Linked DNA regions of Homo sapiens: regions 2 and 3 are each linked to region 1. A link is a loop called in an ENCODE intact Hi-C map of the cell type or tissue named here. Cell type or tissue: PC-3. All regions are shown on one strand. Region 1 overlaps NID2 (nidogen 2). Region 2 overlaps LINC02319 (long intergenic non-protein coding RNA 2319). Region 3 has its middle 6.5 kb from the start of LINC02319.

What was found. A loop is a pair of places that touch in the nucleus more often than their neighbours do. Peaks named below come from ENCODE experiments on the same cell type or tissue, not always from the same donor. Only the 100,000 strongest peaks of a DNase experiment are listed, where the experiment ranks them.
Region 2: a loop joins it to region 1, with 2.3 times the contacts of the local background. A loop is called at or near these places in 3 of 110 quality-filtered maps.
Region 3: a loop joins it to region 1, with 6 times the contacts of the local background. A loop is called at or near these places in 12 of 110 quality-filtered maps.

The regions. Positions count from the first base shown.
Region 1 is chr14:52,044,250-52,046,749 of GRCh38, reverse strand. The region is part of intron 5 of NID2 (nidogen 2); the gene reads left to right. Among named protein-coding and RNA genes, the nearest start is that of NID2, 24 kb to the left of the region's middle. In PC-3, no CTCF peak of the experiment used is centred here; a DNase peak (open chromatin) is centred at 1,359; H3K27ac peaks cover 1,520 bases.
Region 2 is chr14:52,111,141-52,113,640 of GRCh38, reverse strand. It overlaps LINC02319 (long intergenic non-protein coding RNA 2319), which reads left to right. Exons shown (of 3, transcript NR_187197.1): 3 at 2,320-2,500. Among named protein-coding and RNA genes, the nearest start is that of LINC02319, 13 kb to the left of the region's middle. In PC-3, no CTCF peak of the experiment used is centred here; DNase peaks (open chromatin) are centred at 1,080 and 1,830; H3K27ac peaks cover 2,162 bases.
Region 3 is chr14:52,130,765-52,133,264 of GRCh38, reverse strand. No RefSeq gene overlaps it. Among named protein-coding and RNA genes, the nearest start is that of LINC02319, 6.5 kb to the right of the region's middle. In PC-3, a CTCF peak has its summit at 1,366 (motif pointing right); a DNase peak (open chromatin) is centred at 1,414.

The DNA of each region.
Region 1 (2,500 bases):
TAGCCCATTGTAATTACAGTTTAAGTCTCATAATAGCCTTTCATGGGAGCCTGCTCATTGTTATAACTTCTTTTTCTGTAATAGAAAAATGTAGTACAGCTTCCAATCTATTTATAAACCTTTGCACAGTTGCACTTGTAAGTTGCTGGCTGCATCGCCCTGCCTCTTTTTACTTAGATAAAAGCTATGACTCCACCTAGTTTAACTCTCCATATCTAGACTGTCTCTCCTCCATCTTCTCTCTCCTTGTTTCATAATTCAGCCTCAGAATAAGAATTGGGTTGCAGAATAAGGCTTCACAAAATAACTGAAATAAGATACAATCCAAGCCTGTTATTTCCTTAATTTGTGGGCAGAACAGCTTGTAAAGTTTGGATTGATTTTTATCTGAATATTATGAAAACGGCTTTTTTTTTTTTTTTTTTTTGAGATGGAGTCTCTCTCTGTCGCCCAGGCTGGAGTGCAGTGGTGCGATCTCGGCTCACTGCAAGCTCCGCCTGCCAGATTCACGCCATTCTCCTGCCTCAGCCTCCCGAGTAGCTGGGACTACAGGCGCCCACCACCACGCCTGGCTAATTTTTTGTATTTTTAGTAGAGACGGGGTTTCACCGTGTTAGCCAGGATGGTCTCAGTCTCCTGACCTCGTGATCCGCCTGCCTCGGCCTCCCAAAGTGCTGGGATTACAGGTGTGAGCTGCCGGGCCCAGCCAAATGGCTGTTCTTTAGACCTATAGCAGATTGCCTTTTTACTTGGTGTTCAGAAGTACATTAAGAAGAAATGCGACTTCTGGCAATGCAGGGGTGAGGAAGAGGTGTTCTACTTATTTTAGAGATGAGGAAGCTGAAAGACAGTTTGCATAGTTTCCACAAAGCCCCCGAGGGAGGGCTGAGGTTGAGTCCTAGAGCTTGGCGCTTTCTGCAGCCCCTCATTCCTTGAGCTCTGGGAGAAAGTCCTGATGGCCCTTAAGCCATGAGCACACTGGTGAGTGTGTGAGTCCCTCCTGTAGCTGCTTCCTTACACTTAGTTGTGAATTTCTGAGCTGGAGAAACCTGAGATTTTGACACATCCAAGTTACATTCATTTCCTTTTACTCTAAATGTTTTTTTCCCTTTCTTAAACTAATAGACAGTGATACAGTTTTCTTCACAGCCATCTATTTTACCATGATCCATCCTGGGTTTTTTTTTTTTTTTTTTCTGCCTTGAGTTTTATATCACTTTTCTGTTTAAGTTAAGCTTGTCACTTTCTTGTTTAAATAAAGTTGAGTCATGCCTAATTTTCTATTTTTATCAAACTGGAATTTCTTAGCCAAGTCATCAAGGCCCTATACTAAATCTTGAGTCATAACTTCATTCCTACTATGTTCTAATCAGATTTTCCACTTGAACCTACACTGTCTGTCCTGCCAACCCTCAGCTTGCTGCTTTCCCAAGGATCTGCAGGCAGCACTCCAGTACTGTTCAAAAGCTAATGCCGCTGCTGCTACTCTCATTTCTTACCTGTGCTGTTTTTCAACATGCTGTAATAGTCATCTCGATAATCTTCCCTGCTTGCTTCTACCATTAAACCCAGTTTATAAAGTATGACTCGAATTATACTTGAAGTCTGTGCTGATTAACCCCAGACATGTGGTGACCCCTAATCTAGTGCTCATGATCTCCGTACTTGGATCCCATTGAAGGGGTCGTGGAGAGTAGCAGTTAAGATTCTCCAGCTAGATGTCCTAGGTTCGGTTCCCACCTTTGCCACTCACTGCCTATGCGACTTCAGGTGCTTTAGTCTACTGTGCCTCAGCTTTATCTGCAAACGGGTTAAAAAATTGTCCCTGGCCAGAGTGGTGGCTCATACCTGTAATCCCAGCATTTTGGGAGGCCTAGGTGGGAAGATCACTTGAGCCCAGGAGTTCGAGACCGAGACCAACCTGGGCAACGCAGGGAGACCCCTCCCCCCAACCCACCCTACCAAAAAATAAAGTAGGCAGGTGTGATGCATGCTTGTGGCTGCGGCTACTCAAAAGGCTGAAATAGGAGGATCACTTGAGCCTGGGAAGTCGAGCTTTCAGTGAGCCGAGATGGCACCACTGCTCTCCAGCTTGGGTGACAGAGCAAAACCCTGTCTCAACAACAGCAACAAAAAAAAGTCCCTGCTACCTAGGGTTGTTGTGCAAATTAAGAGTTGTTGGCCGGGCGGGGTGGCTCACGCCTGTTATCCCAGCACTTTGGGAGGCCGAGGCAGGTGGATCACGAGGTCAGGAGATCAGGACCATCCTGGCTAACATGGTGAAACCCTGTCTCTACTAAAAAATACAAAAAATTAGTCAGGCGTGGTGGTGGGTGCCTGTAGTCCCAGCTACTCAGGAGGCTGAGGCAAGAGAATGGCGTGAACCTGGGAGGTGGAGCTTGCAGTGAGCTGTGATCGTGCCACTGCACTCCAGCCTGGGCGACAGAGCGAGACTCCGTTTCAAAAAAAAAAAAAAAAAAAAAGGTTGTTAAATGTAAAG
Region 2 (2,500 bases), 67 kb before region 1:
TTCCTTCCTTTCTTTCTTCTTTTTTTTTTTTGATGGAGTTTTACTCTTGTTGCCCAGGCTGGAGTGCAATGGCACGATCTTGGCTCACCACAACCTCTACCCACTCCAGGTTCAAGCAATTCTCCTGCCCCAGCCTCCTGAGTAGCTGGGACTATAGGCGTGTGCCACCACGCCTGGCTAATTTTGTATTTTTAGTAGAGATGGGGTTTCTCCATGTTGGTCAGGCTGGTCTCGAACTGACCTCAGGTGATCCTCCCGCCTCAGCCTCCCAAAGTACTGGGATTACAGGCGTGAGCCACCACGCGCAGCTCTTTCTTTCTTTCTTTCTTTCTTTCTTTCTTTCTTTCTTTCTTTCTTTCTTTTCTTTTCTTTCTTTTTCTTTTGGATAAATTTGTCAATCTATTCAGGTTCATTGTAAATAGGGATTAATGATTTAAGAAATCATTGCTTTGTTTCCCTTCAAGAAGCTGTATAAAAAGATTCAGGACCACTTAGTCATTTTTAAATGTGTATGGTCTACACAAGTGTGGGTAATTGGGCATGAAGAGATTAATTATGGTGCTTAAACAATGTATTCACCTTGTCATATGTTTTTGTAAAATTTGTAAAAGTAAAACCAGGATCCCTTTCTATACTGACTTCCCCTCCATCAGCATCCATCCATATCATGTGGCATTTAGTGGCCCAGGGAATTTTGGGATGTGGCTAAAGGGATTTTAAATTAAGGATATATTCAGTTTGGGTTTAGTATATTTATGATATAATAAAAAATACAGTCATGAATTGATTAATGAGGATATGATGTTCTCAGAAATGCATCAGTAGGCAATTTCTTCATTGTATGAACATTATACAGTGGTGTACTTTACAAACCTAGATGGTATAGTCTATTGCTCCTAGGCTACAAACCTGTACAGCATGTTACCATATTGAATACTCCAGGTGACTGTAACATAATGGTAAGTATTTGTGTATGTAAACATATCCAAACAGAAAAGGTACAGTAAAAAATGTGGTATAACAGATAAAAAATGATACATCTTGATAGGGCACTTACCATGAATGGGGCTTGCAGGACTAGAAGTTGCTCTGGGTGAGTCAGTGAGTGAGTGGTGAGTGAGTGTGAAGGCCTAGGGCATTACTGTACACCACTGTAGACTTTCTAAACACTGTACACATAGGCTACACTAAATTAATAAAATAATACTTTTCTTTCTTCAACAATAAATTAACCTTTGCTTACTGTAACTTTTCCACATTATAATTCTTTTAATTTTTAAAACTTTATGAGCCTTTGTAATAACACTTAGCTTAAAAGACACATTGTATAGTTGTATGAAAATATTTTCTTTCTTTATGTCCTTATTCTATGTGCTTTTTTTGTACTTTTTTTTAACTTTTTAAACTTTTTTGTTAAAAACTAAGACATCAACACATGTTAGCCTAGGCCTACGAATGGTCAGGAGCATCAAAACCACTGTTTTTTGCCTCCACATCTTGTCCAACTGGAAAATCTTTAGGGTCAATACATGCTTGAAATTGTCATTTCCTCTGGTAATAATACTTTCTCTGGAATACCTTGGAAGGACCTGCTTGTTTTACAGTTAACTTGTTTTTAAACAAATAGAAGGAGTACACTGTAAAGTTATGATAAAGAGTACAGTACAGCAAGTACAGAAAATAATATCTGTACAGTACAGCAAGTACAGAAAATAAAAATGAAAATTATTATCATTATCAAGTATTACGTACTATACGTGATGGCATGTGCTATACTTTCGCATGACTGGCAATGCAGTAGGTTAGTTTACACCAGGATCACCACACCCATGTGAGTAATGCATTGCTCTATGACATTATGATGGCTATGACGTCAATAGGAATTTTCCAGCTTCATTACAATCTTTTTTTTTTTTTTTTTTTTTTTTTTTCTGAGAGTCTTGCTCTGCTGCCCAAGCTGGAGTGCAGTGGTATGATCTGGGCTCACTGCAAACTCCACCTCCTGGGTTCAAGCAATTCTCCTGCCTCAGCCTCCCAAGTAGCTGGAATTGCAAGCATGTGCCACCAAGCCTAACTAATTTTTGTATTTTTAGTAGAGATGGGGATTCACCATGTTGGCCATGGTTGGTCAGGCTGGTCTCAAACTCCTGACCTCAATTGATCTGCCTGCCTCAGCCTCCCAAAGTGCTGGGATTACAGGCGTGAGACACTGCACCCAGCTAGCTTCATTATAATCTTATGGAACCACTGTTGCGAATGCAGTCCTTCCTAGACTGATATGTTGTTATGCAGCACATGACTGTATATATTTGCTTTCAGCTCCTGGTTCCTGGCACACAGCTCCTAACACCATTGGAATCTCTGGAGTGAAAAGAGTGTCTTTTGTAAGTGAATGAGATGACTGAAGGTCGGGGGCCTGTAGATAGCCCCTTCTCCTATACCTCGACCTATACATCTCTTCCATGTTTCTTTCATCTGTATGCTTTGTAACATTCTTTAT
Region 3 (2,500 bases), 87 kb before region 1:
CCTTGAAGAGCACAATGAGGAGTTGGATTGCCCCAAACCTTGTTCTTGTCTTTGACATTAGTGTAAATGTGAAGAATTCCCATTTGGTAAGAGAGATTAGAGGCTTGTGACAAAGGACCCCGGTTCCCACTCTTTTCCATTTCTTGGTCATCATCGAACCCCTCCTCCCTCAGCTCAGCCTCACAAAGCATTCTGAGTTTCTGTCCCTCCTACGTTATTGGTTACACGCAGTCCCCAACATACATTCATCTTTGCACCATATTTCTTTTTTAAAATGGTTATTTTATTTTAGTTTATTTTTTTCAGTTCTGGGGTACATGTGCAGCATGTGCAGGTTTGTTACATAGGTAAACGTTGCACCATGTTTCTTATGCACGAATAACCTTGCAGGAATGGCCTCCTGGAGATGACCAGGCAAGTGACTTCCTTCCCCCTTCCCCCTTCCCCCAATCCCAGCTCCCATGGCATTCCTTCCCTTTTCTCTCTCTTAATCTTCTCTGAGCTGATGTGAAGACTGCTCACCTCTGCCCCATGGGCATGGTTTTTATCTCACCGTGGGGTAGCTTGGCAAGAGGGGAAGGAGAGGGAACTGGAGAGAGTAAACATCAAGGGCTGTCCTCTGCCTCTGCCTCCCACGCCAGACCTTGTCTTCCTGCCCCCTCAGACCTCCACTTCCTCACCATGGGTGATAGATGGACCCCTCTGGTAACCTTGGCTTTCAGCTTTCTCTCAAATATCCAGGTCTGCCACTTCAGAATACAAGAGGGAAGCCACAAAGTTCCTGCCCTCACAGCACTTACAGTTTGTGGGATACAGACTGACAAAGGTTTGCAATGTAGAGGGATGATGAAGTGTGAAAGGGGCCATTGCTAGGACATCTGTGTGTGGATTTCATCTTTCTCTATGATATTTCAGTGAAAACAGAACGAGGTGCAGAGGAGAGCCTCGTAATCCCAGGTCGGCCTCCCTTTAATTATCGTAGATGAATTAGAACCCTTTTAAAAGAAAGCTTGCTTTGAGGATAGAAAAGTAACAGGAAAGCTCTGTGATTATCATTTGTTCCTTAATGGAAAGATAGCAAAAGTTTTCACAGCTACAGACAGCCAAGCCCTGGGGCCACTGAGACGCAAGGATAGCAGGGGTACACCCCAGAGTTAAGCAGAGACCCTGTTCTCAGCCTTTCTCGTGATGACAATTTATGCTCCCGGGTTTTGGTTGCTAAAGGATCAAATACACTTTAGATCTAGAAGTGAATGAAGAAGTGTGTCTGTAAAAGAACACTACTGCCACCTCAACAACAAAAAAACCATTTTCCTCCCAGCCTAACATAGGTAGGTCCTGCCGTGGTCTTGGTGGTCGACCACTGGGGGGCAGAAGAGGATAAAAGTTTTCCCTAGAAGGTGCCTTGTCGACGGGAATCATTGGTCTCCCTGGCGCTTTTCCAATTCTCTCTCTGTGATCTCGTTCAGGCTAACTCTCTCAGAGGTTTTAGAGGAAATTACAGTTTGATCTTCCGGGCAGGAAGGTTATGTAGAGCACTGGTCCTCAAAATGTCCTCAGATTCCTGGGGATCACTGAGACCCTTTCAGGAGGTCCTGGAAGTCAAATTATTTTCAGAATAATAACAAGATATTGTCTTTTTTCCCTGGGTTGATACCTGCACCAATAGTGCAAAACTGATGGTTAAATCTGCTGGTAGCTTAGCACAAATCAAGGTACTGGCACAAAACTCTTCTAACAGTCATTGTATTCTTCACTATCACACACACGCAGTTAAAAAAAAAAAAGCCAGTTTCACCTAGGAATGGCCTTGATCAAGTGGTAAAAGTTATTGATTTTATCAAATCTTGACCCTTGCTTGGATTTATTTCCTTTTACTATTCAATGTGACAGAATGGGAGTACACACAGAACAGTTTTGCTGCATACTGAAGTAGGATAGTTATTCTGAGGAAAAACACTTCTGCAACATATACAAGATTCCTCCCTTTTTGGGGAACATCAATTTTACTTTAAAAAAAAAAAACTAAAAAAGTGACTGACAGAGAAATTATGGTTTTTCAGACTTCAGTATTTGGCTGATGTTTTCTCAAAAATAAAGTGAGCTTATCCCTTTAAGGAAAACAAGTAACTACAGTATGTGTGTTAATGACAAAATGTGAGCTTTCAAGCAAAACTTGGAAATCTAGAAAACTTGTATCTACCACAGTGAGCTTCACAAGTTCATATCTGAAGACTTTTCTGATCAATCTGATGGTGATATTAATAAATTTGATATTTTTTGTATTGTATAATGAAATGTGTCAAAATGGTGATGATTTGCATAACTCACTGAATGACTATTTTACCCTACACATAGTAAATTAAAAGATCTATTCAAAGTGTAAGACAATAAATGGATTTTAATATAACAGAGTACAAAAAGTTCATTGATATGGTTTCAGATTCCATATTACTACTAATCTTTCAAAAACTAACATTTTGGTAATTTGTTTTTTTTT